Regions from separate parts of the Homo sapiens genome. Here all the other regions are linked to region 1. A link is an interaction called in ENCODE POLR2A ChIA-PET data of the cell type or tissue named here. Cell type or tissue: A673. All regions are shown on one strand.

What was found. ChIA-PET counts read pairs that join two places held together with the same protein. Peaks named below come from ENCODE experiments on the same cell type or tissue, not always from the same donor. Only the 100,000 strongest peaks of a DNase experiment are listed, where the experiment ranks them.
Region 2: POLR2A ChIA-PET joins it to region 1 with 5 read pairs; 5 of 35 experiments call an interaction of 5 or more read pairs at or near these places.
Region 3: POLR2A ChIA-PET joins it to region 1 with 7 read pairs; 2 of 35 experiments call an interaction of 5 or more read pairs at or near these places.

Annotation. Positions count from the first base shown.
Region 1 is chr10:58,421,908-58,424,407 of GRCh38, forward strand. No RefSeq gene overlaps it. Among named protein-coding and RNA genes, the nearest start is that of TFAM, 38 kb to the left of the region's middle. In A673, no CTCF peak of the experiment used is centred here; no DNase peak of the experiment used is centred here.
Region 2 is chr10:58,487,735-58,490,234 of GRCh38, forward strand. All of the region lies in intron 4 of LOC105378316 (a long non-coding RNA gene), which reads left to right. Among named protein-coding and RNA genes, the nearest start is that of BICC1, 24 kb to the right of the region's middle. In A673, no CTCF peak of the experiment used is centred here; a DNase peak (open chromatin) is centred at 1,377.
Region 3 is chr10:58,281,916-58,284,415 of GRCh38, forward strand. The region is part of intron 2 of CISD1 (CDGSH iron sulfur domain 1); the gene reads left to right. Among named protein-coding and RNA genes, the nearest start is that of CISD1, 14 kb to the left of the region's middle. In A673, no CTCF peak of the experiment used is centred here; no DNase peak of the experiment used is centred here; H3K27ac peaks cover 580 bases.

The sequences.
Region 1 (2,500 bases):
CAGGAGCTCTTGTAAGGCAGGCCTGGTGGTGACAAAATCTCTCAGTATTTGTTTGTCTGTAAAGGATTTTATTTCTCCTTCACTTATGAAGCTTAGTTTGGCTGGATATGAAATTCTGGGTTGAAAATTCTTTAAGATTGTTGAATATTGGTCCCCACTTCTTCTGGCTTGTAGAGTTTCTGCTGAGAGATCTGCTGTTAGTCTGATGGGCTTCCCTTTGTGGGTAACCCAATCTTTCTCTCTGGTTGCCCTTAACATTTTTTCCTTCATTTCAACCTTGGTGAATCTGACAATTATGTGTCTTGGAGTTGCTCTTCTCGAGGAGTATCTTTGTGGCATTCTCTGTATTTCCTGAATTTCAGTGTTGGCCTGCCTCACTAAGTTGGGGAAGTTCTCCTGGATAATATCCTGCAGAGTGTTTTCCAACTTGGTTCCATTCTCCCTGTCACTTTCAGATACGCCAATTAGACATAGATTTGGTCTTTTCACATAGTCCCATATTTCTTGGCGGCTTTGTTTCTTTTTACTCTTTTTTCTCTAAACTTCTCTTCTTGCTTCATTTCATTCATTTGATCTTCAATCACTGACACCCTTTCTTCCACTTGATCAAATTGGCTACTGAAGCTTGTGCATGCATCATGTAGTTCTTGTGCCATGGTTTTCAGCTCCATCAGGTCATTTAAGGACTTCTCTACACTGTTTATTCTAGTTAGCCATTCATCTAATCTTTTTTCAAGGTTTTTATCTCCTTTGTGATGGGTTCGAACATCCTCCTTTAGCTTGGAGAAGTTTGTTATTACTTATTGTCTGAAGCCTTCTTCTCTCAACTCATCAAAGTCATTCTCCGTCCATCTTTGTTCCATTGCTGGCAAGGAGCTGTGTTCCTTTGGAGGAGAAGAGGCGCTCTGATTTTTAGAATTTTCAGCTTTTCTGCTCTGGTTTCTCCCCATCTTTGTGGTTTTATCTACCTTTAGTCTTTGATGATGGTGTTGTACAGATGGGGTTTTGGCGTGGATGTCCTTTCTGTTTGTTAGTTTTCCTTCTAACAGTCAGGACCCTCAGCTGCAGGTCTGTTGGAGTTTGCTGGAGGTCCATTCCAGACCCTGTTTTTCCTGGGTATCACCAGCGGAGGCTGCAGAACAGCAAATATTGCAGAATGGCAGATGTTGATGCCTGATCCTTCTTCTGGAAGCTTCATCTCAGAGGGGCATCTGGCTGTATGAGATGTCAGTCAGCCCCTACTGGGAGATGTCTCCCAGTTAGGCTACTTGAGGGTCAGGGACCCACTTGAGGAGGCAGTCTGTCCATTCTCAGATCTCAAACTCTGTGCTGGGAGAACCACTACTCTCTTCAAAGCTGTCAGACAGGGACGTTTAAGTCTGTAGAAGTTTCTTTTGTTCAGCTATGCCCTGCCCCCAGAGGTGGAGTCTACAGAAGCAGGCAGGCCTCCTTGAGCTGCAGTGGGCTCCACCCAGTTCGAGCTTCCAGGCAGCTTTGTTTACCTACTCAATCCTCAGCAATGGTGGACACCCCTCCCCCAGCCTCGCTACTGCCTTGTAGTTTGATCTCAGACTGCTGTGCTAGCAGTTAATGAGGCTCTGTAGGCATGGGACCCTCTAAGCCAGGCACGGGATATAATCTCCTGGTGTACTATTTGCTAAGGCCATTGAAAAGCGCAGTATTAGGGTAGGAGTGTCCCAATTTTCCAGGTACCATCTGTCACGGTTTCCCTTTGCTAGGAAAGGGAATTCCCTGACCTCTTATGCTTTCTGGGTGAGACAATGCCCCACCCTGCTCCATGGGCTGCACCCACTCTCTGACAAGCCCAGGGAGATGAACACGGTACCTCAGTTGGAAATGCAGAAATCACCCGTCTTCTGTGTCGCTGATGCTGGGAGCTGAAGACTAGAGCTGTTCCTATTCAGCCATCTTGGAACCTCCCTTCTGTTTATTTTCAAATTTGAGTTTAGCTTGTTTTCTTTTTGTATTGATTTTTTAAATAACTAAAACATTAACATATTTGAAATTCAAAATTTATAGTCACAGCAAAAAACCTTTTTTTTTTTTGCAAAACTAAGCAAATATACATACATATTTTTATTCTCCTACTTTCTGACACAAAACATAGCAGCACATTATATACACTTTTTGGTACACTGCTTTTTTTCGTTTAAGGTGTTGTGGAGATTATGTCATATTAGTACATAGATATCTTCCTCATTCTTTCAAAAACCACTTTACATTCCATTGTGTGCAAAACTAAGCAAATATACATACATATTTTTATTATCCTACTTACTGACACAAAACATGGCAGCACATTATACATGCTGTTTGGTACACTGCTTTTTTTCATTTAAGGTATCATGAAGATTACATCATATTAGTACATAGATATCTTCCTCATTCTTTCAAAAACCACTTCACATTCCATTGTGTGGTTGTATTGCAGTTTATTCACCAAGACCCCTATTGATGCATATTTGGACTGTTTCCAATA
Region 2 (2,500 bases), 66 kb after region 1:
GCTGGAGTGCAGTGGTGCCATCTTAGCTCACTGCAACCTCCCACCTCCCACGCTCAAGTGATCCTCCCACTTCAGTCTCCCATGAAACTGGGACCACAGATGTGCACCACCACACCCAGATAATTTTTTATTTTTTTTGTAGAGACGGAATTTCACCGTGTTACCCAGGCTGGTCTTTATCTGCTTGCTTTGGCCTCCCAAAGTCCTAGAATTACAGGGGCCTCTTGCACATTTTAATTTCCATGTGACAGATTGTCTTTAAGTAGGAATGTACTTATAAATACATTTATTTCAACACCAAAATATAAATAGAAAAATAGAAAATAAATTTTAAAGATAAGTAATATCCCAAATGTTATAACCCCAGACTTAGTGATTTGCAACAATATCAATCCTAAGAGAAAAATTTGGGTTAAATCTCTTAAACGTAACAAGAAACCTTGTTATATTTATGACACAAAAACCAAGGTATCCATTTTCCCTTAGCACAAATAATGTGTTGGCTAGCTAAGAAGGGATGTAATTATGTGGTATACAATAAAGGGTTCCATTGATGCCAAAAACAGAAAAATGAGTGAACCCGACCAGAAATCATGTATTGGGTAAACAGCTTCCCAGACAAATGAATTTAGCTGATTTTTAAAAAAGCGTTTTGTTTTGTTTTAAATTTTCAGTTTTATGATCTTTATGGATAGATCTGAACTCTATATACATATATTTTTAATTGAAGTACATGGTTCAATATTACATATTTAATTCCATGAAATAATGTAGTTGCATGCTTGACGGAATAAATAGACGTACTTTGGGATACTACTTTCAGGACTTTACCAAGCAACTTAAAGCTAACCTTCATACTTTTTGTAAATAGGTGTTAGGGGCTGGTTGGATGACTCGTCATGAATTATGTAATTGATATCTTTAGTTTTCTTTTTTTAACTTCTCAGGAAGGAGAAAAATGTAATTTTCTTTGGTAGGAAGATGCATAATAGTTATAATTTTTAAAAATGTCTGTCTGATCATTTGGGATTATATATATGTGTGTGTGTGTGTGTGCTTAAAATTTTAAATTTAAGATAATTTACATTTTCTTAAAAGATAAAATAGAAAATACAGAGAAGCCAAAATTGTTTTAAATTTATAATCTAATCCACTCAGAGATAATCACTGTTAATTTTAATACATATACATCCAACCTCTTGCTTCCTCACATTTTTGCAATCAAGATTTTTAAAAACGGCATGTATTTATGACATAATAACATAAATATATTTCTGATAGCTGCTTCTCCAACCTACCAGTATATGGTATGGATATTTTCCCACATCACTTTATGGAAGCTTTGCCATTTCCTTTTATGGTAGGACCCAGTGAGTCACAGAAAATTGGCAGCTTTGGAGGCATCCAATTATTGTACTCCTGACGTAGACATTAGAATTGAGATGTTTTCAAAGCAGTTTTGTAAGAAGTGGATATGGATAAATGGGAGCTGGAATAGTACATTGTGCTTATAGACTAATAATGAATTGTTCTTATAGACTAATGTATGAGAAGATATAATTTTGTCTTTCAAAGGACCTTTTGAGATGGTACTAAATTCTTGCTTTAGCAGGTGAGGATGTGTTCGGTTAAATATAAATGTGAATTTCCTGTAGATAGTATGTAGTTTGGGTCTTATTTTTTAAATTCATTCAGCCACTGTACGTCTCTTGATTGGAGAGATTAATTCATTTACCTTTAAAGTAATTATGAATAGGGAAAAATTTACTATTGCCATTTTGTTGTTTTCTGTTAGTCTTGTAGTTCTTCTGTTAGTCTTTTCCTCTCTTTGTGTCTTTCTTTGAGTTTTCTAGATTTGCTTCCTTTTGTGCGATTTCTATAGGTATTCTTTGTATGTGGTTATCTTGGAGTCTATATAAAATACAGTCACAACAGTCTATGTTAAACTGATAACAACTTAAATTCAATTATAAACAAAAACTAACTTCTCTGCCCCCTACACATTTTACAACATAACATTATTGTTGTTACAGGTTTTATTTATTCATATTATGTACCTTTTAATGCATTTTTATTGTCATTTTTAATACTTTTGTCTTTTAACTTTTATACTAAAATTAAAAGTCACTTACCTACCACCATTATAGTATTATAATATTCCGTATTTATGTATTTATCTTTATCAAAGAATTTCATATTTTCTTACTATTGTGTTGCTGTTCAGCATTTTTTCATTTCAACTTGAAGAACTTTTAGCGTTTCTCATAAAGCAGCTCTAGTGGTAATTAACTCCCTCAGTTCTTGTTTTTCTGGGAAAGTCTTTATTTTTCCTTCCTTTTTGAAGGTCTGGTTTGCCAAGCATAGCACTCTTGGCAGTTTTTTCTCTCATTATTTTGAATATTAATATCTCATTGCCTTCTGGCTGGCAAGTTCTGTGCTAAAAAATCACTGATAATCTTATAGCCAATTCAATTTTCAGAAAGAAAAACAAAGCTGAACA
Region 3 (2,500 bases), 140 kb before region 1:
GCCAGCATTGGTATGTCATCTGATGTTTCAGAAATTGGCTTGGCTTTTTTTTTTTTTCTTTTTCTTGAGAGAGTCTCACTCTGTCACCCAGGCTGGAGTACAGTGTCGTGATCTCAGCTCACTACAACCTCCACCTTCTGGGTTCAAGCAATTCTCGTGTTTCAGCCTCCTGAGTAGCCGTGATTACAGGCATGCACAACCATGCCTGGCTAATTTTTGTATTCTTAGTAGAGACAGGGTTTCACCATGTTGGCCAGGCTGATCTTGAACTCCTGACCTCAAGTGATCCACCCGCCTTGGCCTCCCAGAGTGCTGGGATTGCAGGTGTCATCCACTGTGTCCGGCCCAGAAATTGGTTTATTTTATAGTACAGGCTTCCCTCGGTGTCCATGGATTGGTTCCAGGACCTCCCATGGATACCAAAATCTGAGAATGCTCAAGCCCCTGATTTAAAATGACAGTATTTGCCTATAAGCTATGCACATAATCCTGTATACTTTAAATTATTACGTCATCTCTTGATTGCAAATAATACCTAATACAGTGTGAATGCTATGTAAATAGTTGTTATACTGTATTGTTTAGAGAATAATGACAAGGAAAAAAGTGTACATGCTCAGTACCCATACAATTATTTTAGCGAGTATTTTCTATCAGCAGTTGGTTGCATCCATGGATGTGGAACCCACAGATACAGATGGGGCCAATTGTATTTCACAAAAGGGCTATCCATATTTGAAGTGAGAATGAAAGGAGCCAGTATAGAGGAAATGATTAAAGTGACTACAGGGAAAGATACTATTTGAGTCAGCGGTATCTTGACAAAGGGTGGAAGGAAATGAGAGTAACAGCACAGATGTGAAACTCAGCCTTAAAAAGGAAGAGATAGTCTTACTTTCGAAACAAGAAGATGAAAGGACTCTGATGTAAGAGGGAAGGGTATGGGATGTAGTATTGCTAGGTTCCTTTCCCTGCAACTTCAGGTTGGTTACATCACTTGCTGAGTTGTATGACGGCCACCTAGGAGGCAGTTCAAACAAGGACAGCAAAAGAATACAGACTAAGAAGAAAGAGAGGAAAGTCTTACCAGTTAACATCAGGAGCTGAACTGAAATTGAAATGAAATGCAACTGGACATGTTTAGACTCATTTTCTTTCATTTACAGGGTAAGATTTGAGTTAATGATACTTTTGTTTTGTCGTTGGTAGTAGGCTTGATCCTGGGTGTTTTTTTTTGGCGGGAGGGTGTTGGGGGAAAAAGAGAAATCCTCCATCCTGTTAATGGCTTAGAAGTGCATTTTACTGAGTCTTTCTTCATAAAAACGATATTCTGAATGTTGGTGACATTCCTTGGCCAATCCACATAAAGACAGTCTTATAAAAATCTTAATTTATCTTTGTACATTTTCATATTATAGCTACTGTCTTAGGTTTATTGAAATAGGTACATAAGAATGGTATAAAATGTCATAATCTCTAGGTTAGTCTCAAAAATCTCATTACTTCGTTTTCGTTCTCAACCAAAGCAAGCATATTTTTCTGGACAGTTTATGGTAATGAGCCAAAATGGTGCCAGGCAACTTCCTTGGGACAGAAAATCAAAACTCTAATACAAAGTACGAAGTTCAGAGAAGGAAGATAGTCTTTAAAAGAAAATTGTTTCAGGTGGAAGAGATAAGTCAAAGAGGAGCATTTATTAAAACAGAGGCATAACTTGAGATGTGGGGCCATTAAAAAGAAATGTTGTGTTTTTATGAAGATCCATATAGCATTGCTAGCTTTCCAGGTGGAGAGCAAGGACCTCCACTGTTTTTTCTACTAAAGCTTTATTCCAACTTCTTCTAACCCTTTCTTCCCCCACTTTTAAAGATATTTGGGATTTGTAGTGTTCAAATTGGGTTAACAAACATAAAAGGATGTTTTCTGGACATAAAGGAAATTTGATTTACAGACTTTTTCCAGGATTTGTTAATAAACAAACGCTGACATCTTAGAATAAATTAAGTATCAATACTACACGAACTGAATTTAATATTCTTTGTGTTTTTTTCATAATTTAAAACAATTTAACAAATTTCAAAATGTTTAATGAAAAAGTTAATAAAATTCTCATATTTTTGTACATTATTTAATGTAAAAATTACTGTACTTCCTACATTGTATTTGAAAGTATATAATGCCAGACACAGTCGCTTAGGCCTGTAATTCCAACACTTTGAGAATGTAACAGCCAATGTAGTGAAACCTTGTCTCCACAAAAAAATGCAGAAATTAGTTGAGTGTGATGGCATGCACCTATAGTCCTAGCTACTCAGGAGGCTGAGATGGAAGGATCCCTTGAGCCTGGGAGATTGAGGCTTCAGTAAGCTGCGATTGCACCACTGTGCAATCTAATTTAATCTCTTAAAAAAAAAAAAAACTGTATACCCACCACATATTATCTTTCTCCTGCATAGATCAGAAATAAAGCAAGACACATAAGGCAGTAATTCCTAGGGTT